Linked DNA regions of Homo sapiens: region 2 is linked to region 1. A link is a contact called in ENCODE POLR2A ChIA-PET data. All regions are on one chromosome and are shown on one strand. Each heading gives the region's core, a stretch centred on a gene start or an enhancer-like site at or near the end of the contact. The rest is flanking DNA. Distances are from core to core; before and after follow the strand shown.

What was found. ChIA-PET counts read pairs that join two places held with the same protein, here RNA polymerase II (POLR2A).
Region 2: POLR2A ChIA-PET joins it to region 1 with 12 read pairs in WTC11. The contact joins the promoter of ARL15 here to the promoter of ANXA2R-AS1 in region 1. POLR2A ChIA-PET finds 5 or more read pairs at or near these places in 2 of 52 experiments (WTC11 and activated CD8-positive, alpha-beta memory T cell).

Annotation. Positions count from the first base shown.
Region 1 is chr5:43,040,737-43,043,436 of GRCh38, reverse strand. ANXA2R-AS1 (ANXA2R antisense RNA 1) reads right to left here and starts at 1,303. Exons shown (of 2, transcript NR_015447.1): 1 at 1-1,303. All of the region lies in intron 2 of ANXA2R-OT1 (ANXA2R overlapping transcript 1), which reads left to right. It also overlaps a transcript of ANXA2R not described here. RefSeq lists enhancers at 1-232, 260-459, 540-749, 233-770, 970-1,259 and 1 more.
Region 2 is chr5:54,309,291-54,311,990 of GRCh38, reverse strand. ARL15 (ARF like GTPase 15) reads left to right here and starts at 1,418. Exons shown (of 5, transcript NM_019087.3): 1 at 1,418-1,559. The coding sequence starts at 1,512.

The DNA.
Region 1 (2,700 bases), core at 54-2,553:
TCAGACTTCCCTAAGCCCGTGGGGGACAGAGTGGGTAGAGCCAGTAGCACTTTGGTGGCACCGAGCGCGCAGTTGGTCGGTCGCTGCACCGTTCCTTTCCCAGCGCCGGCTGTTTCTCACTGGCAACGCCACGCCTTTGTCAGCGTTATCGGACGCTCTCTGGCGGCAACCTTCTCACGGCCAAAAATTATCTTTTGCAACTGCACAGACATTTGCTACGGGCAGCTGATCGCTGGGTCCCAGCGCCGCTGGTTTCACAATTTCGCGGGTGCCCCCCACCATCCCCAGCCCGCAGCATAATCGGTGAAGGGAGCCTGCGGTTTCTCCGCCGCGCCTTCGCCCGTTGCGTCCTGCGAAGCCAGTGGAATCGGTGGTCACAAGGTTGGTTTCACCAAGTCGGGCGTTTCTTGGCACTGGCACCGCTCTGCGCTTTTGCTGGCCCAGGCCGGTCTCAGCACCGTTAGGTGCTCTCTAAAGGCGACTGTCTGTCGTGGTTAGGAAAGCTGCTATGGGACGACAGTTTTTTAGAAGTTTCTAGTCTAGCCCAGCTGGCGGTTTCTGGATCGCAGAACCACTGATTGCGCGGAGCTGGATGTACTTCTGTGGCCGCGCATGTTTCTCTGTGGTATCCCTACGGCTGTCGTCGAAATCGCGGTGTTTCTCTGGCCCCACCGCCACGTGGGCAACTTCTTCAGTGGCTGCGGGGTTCTCTCCACTGAGTTGCTGGTTTTGATCCACGCTTTCTCCCAGAGAGCAGACGAGACACTTTTCTGTTTGTGTCAACTGCTAGTCGTGCTGTGCACAGTTTCCTCGTCTCGGTGCGGGGCTTTCTCCATCCGAGGCCCTCTAGTGCCGGCTTCGCGGTCGCAGCACCCGGCGTTTCCGTTGGCTCTTTCGCCAGCGGCGCGAAGCCGGCGGTTTTGCTGTCACAGCACTTGCTGCACGGAGTTTCTCGGTAGCCGAACTTCTCTTTTTTTCTCAGAGTCGACGGTTTCTTGGTGACGGCACCGCTGGTTGCGCCAAAACAAATGTTGTCCTTGACAACCCCGCCGGCTGCATTCCCTTTCAGGCTCCTGGCACCGCCATTTCGGCGAGCCGTGGTCTCTTGTTCACAGCTCTGTGCCTCCATTTCTCGGTGGCGGCAGCCCTCAGGCCGCGGATCTGAGAGATTTAAAGTCGCAGCTGCCCCCGTTGCGCCGAGTCTGGCGTTGCCGGATGGGTGCTGCAGGGCTGGGCGGGGGGAGCCCGACGCTCCTTGGAGCCGGTGACAGGGGAGCTGCAGGGGCACAGTCTCTTCCCAGCGCCGCCGCACGGGTTCCGGCTCGGCCTCCAGAACGCAGTCCTGTGGCGGCGCCGCCGGCGTCTCTGTCGCAGGACCCCACGGTTTCGCGCGTCGTTGGCTTCTTAGTCCTAGCAAGTTTCGATTTCGCGGTGCCTGGGATTTCCACCCTCTGTCCAAGTAGGGGAATAGCCAAAATGTATTTTCTCAGCCCAAGCAAGTCCTGACTTAAGACAAACACCGGTCTAGCCCTGGCTGCGATATCTAGGCCGTAGGAACTCACCCGTTTCCCCATGCGAAGGCGAAGTTACCCTGTGACTCGTTGGTCAGCAGCTCCGGGTTTCCAGTGGCCTCGGATTTCTAATCATAACAACCATGGGGTCAGCCTAGCCTCAAGTTTCTTAGTCCTAGCAAGTTCCGGTTTCCTACTGGTAAGACTTGCTTTAGCTGCGCAGGAAATGTTTAACTCCTGTGGAAATCTGGGTACCAGCGAATGCTTTTTTTTTTTTTTTAAAGGTTTAGCGATGACCAGTTTAGCAGTGTTGGGAGCTCTTATACCAAGTTTGGTTTCGCAATATCGAGTCCTGTCTTAGCTATGCTTGTGTGTTTTTAAAACTCCCGTGGAAGTCAGGAAATGCCGGCGATCGCGATGTCTCAGTTTTACCAAGCTCCCTTTGACAATAGCAAGTCCTGCCCATCGAGACTTTTTCCTCTTGTAGACCAAATCGGGATGTACCAGCTACTACGATTTTTTAGACGTAGCTAAACACGTTTAACCGTGGATATTTTTGTTTTTTTTCTCGTAGGAAATTATGACAGGAGCAACCTGCAGGGGTTTAGATCTGACAGAAATATTCTAATGGTAGGCATTGCATCGCTTAGCCATATTTGTAATTTCTTCTTTGTAGGGTTGGTTCTCTGTAACTTTTGCTTACCTTAAAATTATTTTTGTGTCTTGCTCTGAGGACAATGTTACCGATGTGTTTTTCATTTTTACTTGCATTTCAGACTTTCATTATTTTAAATTATGTATTTTTTTTTTCTTCTAATTTTGAGCGTCTCAGATTCGTGCTTCTTGACTTTCATTCTCTCAGGAGCCGGGGAGCCGAGCTCGGTCTTAGCCTCGCTGGTATCAGGTTCCGGGTTCTGTCTGGAGGCTCCGCTTCCTATGCAGAGCTGGCGGTTTTGTATCAGCACGTTTGCCAGTGGCGCCCACTGGGCGTTTTCTCAGTTGCTGCACCCAACGTGACATTTCCCGTTCGCGGGGTCCTTAGGTTCTCAGTGCTGTCACTTTTTCGCTCCTACAACCGCTAGTATCTCCTAGGAACTTCCTGAACCCCGTTTTGCCGTGCAGAACGGTGATTGCACCGAGCCGCTGTTCGCACTAGTAATTGTGTGGTACCATTAGCCGGCGCTTTTTC
Region 2 (2,700 bases), core at 169-2,668, about 11 Mb before region 1:
GGCTGCCTCGCCCTTATTGGTTATGTGCACATTTGGGGTGAATTCCACGGTCATCTAACAGAACTGTTTTGGTAGTCCCAGGTAAACTTACGGTACGGAAATTTGTTTCTTGAGGATACAAAAAAGAAAGGTGTCAGGGGGAAAGTAAAAATTCAACTCCTAAAACATCGCGTGTAGAGTCAGGCAGTCACTTCATAAAGAGTTCAGTCGATGAAGTTTCACTCTTGAAACTTTACTGTATGTATGCAAGCCCTAACTATTAATACAGGTGACAGCATCCACCTTATCTTCCATTCTCCCTAAGCCCTGAGGGTGGGGATGGGGGGGGGGGCACTCCAATCACCTGAGCCTAAGAACATAGCCTAAGAACATGTGTCTGGCATGGTCTGGTTATTTATAGCCTAAAAAAAAAAAAAGCCAGCTTCTTGTCCGATTCAGGCTTTCCCTGCCCAAACCCACTAGCTTAATGCGATATTGACATTACCAGGAAATGCATACGTCCCAAATGCATCTGCTTATAGATGTTTTTACCTCCTGAAATAATACCGGGTCACAAATACTGTTGTGTTTTTTGCAGAGAGCTTCTACTGCTCATTTAATTCAGGGGCGTTGGATTTGTGCTGAGCGTAATTTGACTCCAAGCATGCAAACTGATCAACTTCTTCCCGTGTGTTTGGGGAGTACAAGTGACTACTGCGACTCCTCAAATGTTTTTCTTTTCCTTTTCACGTGGAGGAAAGCGAATTCTCCGAAGACTGTTCGGCGTTCTACGCAGGGGTTGGAAGGGGGGTTCCTGAGTCACCTCTGGCTGCGCGGGGGGCCTGTGTGTACCCTCAGGGACACCAGGCTGGAATCGTCCACCTTACTTTCAAATGATAAAAGTGCGGAGGGTCTTTCTGCCCCTAAGTCGCGTACAGGATTGCCTGTTTACGGAGTACACTTTCACACACTTCTTTCCCGGTGGTGCAGTCTCGTGGCGGCAGAGCCTTTAGGAAGGCTCTGGGGGGAGACAAGATCAGTGGCGACCACGCCTCCCATGTTACAGCGCTCGCTTCCTACTGGGGGTTGGCGGGGACACCAAGGCTCTCCAGCCCGGGAACACGGAGTTCGGCTCCGTTGTACCCAACTGGAAAGCTGTGGAAACACAAAACTCGGGCGGCGACAGCACCAGCCGATTTTCCGCTCTCTTGGCTCTTTCTTCCGCTTGCACCGCCCCCACCCCGGCTCCTCCGCTCAGCACACAGGAACCCACATCCCCCACCACTCCCGCGTTTCTCTCCTGCCACCAGCTGGGGCCTGCCTTTTATAGGCGCCGCAGCCAATGAGCACGCTTCTTTCCTTCTGCCCGCCCGCCTGGCCAATCGCCGCGCCCCTTGTGTAATCTCCGGCTAGTCGGCTGCTTTCGGCTATTTTCGCTGTTGCTGGCTTTTTCAGGAGCTGCTCGCTCGCAGCCAGAGACGCTGCTTTTTTTTTCCGGGTTCGGAGCCGTTCCGGATGCTTTAGGCTGCCGGATGTCTGATCTCCGAATAACTGAGGCGTTTCTGTACATGGATTATCTGGTAGGTGCAGGGCAGGGGTGGCATGTCGCCTCTCGGATCTCGGCGTGCCCGATGGCCCCCTGCCTTGAGGAGCAGCCTTTTTGCTTTCTTTCTTTGGGATAGGATGCCTCTGGGGTTCTTTCTCCCGCAGCCGGCTGGTAAGCCTTTCCCTGGACTCGGAGGGGCAGCCTCCAGGGCGGGTGGGTGGTGGAGCTGACAGGTAAAGGTGCGGCCTGGGCCAGCACGGCTGCAGGGCGAGGGTCGCGCTGGGGCTGCTTGAGAGATGGGGCGGCCGCGGCGGCGCGTCCCCTGCCCGCGATCGGCTTCCTGGCTTCCCTCTGCGCTCTCCGCAGAGGACTTTCTTTCCGGGGGAGCAGGAGTTTTCCTCTCTCCCTGGAGCAGAACTCCAGGTGCTATTAAAGAGCCATAACCAGAATGGCTCACTAAGTGCCCAGCAGCCCTGGTCATTTGATTGTTATTAAATCTCTAAAGCTATGACCTCGGTCGTGGCGGGGTTTTAAAAGCACATTACCATAAAGCAGACGGGTCTAAACTACCTCGCAGGCTGGCACGAACAGGACTGAGTAGGGACAGGTATAGCCCCACCATTCCGGTCTTGGGTGCGTGCCGCGGTTCCACTGTGCACGGATTGGAACCCGGCTGTTTAGGCCAGGCTTGTGCTGAGAAGTTTAGGTGGGAAAAGTGTCAGCACAGTGCTGGGACCGAACATCATTTTAAAAATGGACTTCTATGTGTCTTTGTGGAATTATGCGAGCACCATGTTTTGTTCCAGAAATTATATTTCCCCAGAGTTGCTTGTTTGCGTTTAAGGGGATCCTCATTTACAGAGACTTGTGTTCGATCCTATACGATTATTGTGTTTACCATGTTGGGCAGAACCGCTATTGCCATGCAGAGTTGAAGTAGACGGTTAGAAACATTGACCCTCCTGTCATCTTGTTGGACACATGCACTCGGTTTTCGACTGCAGATTGGCCTGGCAGAGATTTGCCAGTGCCTTCTAGGAATTACACTTAAGGCTGTACTGAGAAAGTCTGTGCATGCTTTGATGGCCAAGAAACGCCGGACCGGCTTTGTGCTGTTATCTGTGTATTTGGGCTTATTTTAGTGTACATAAAGAAAATGTTTCTCCTAATGCTTC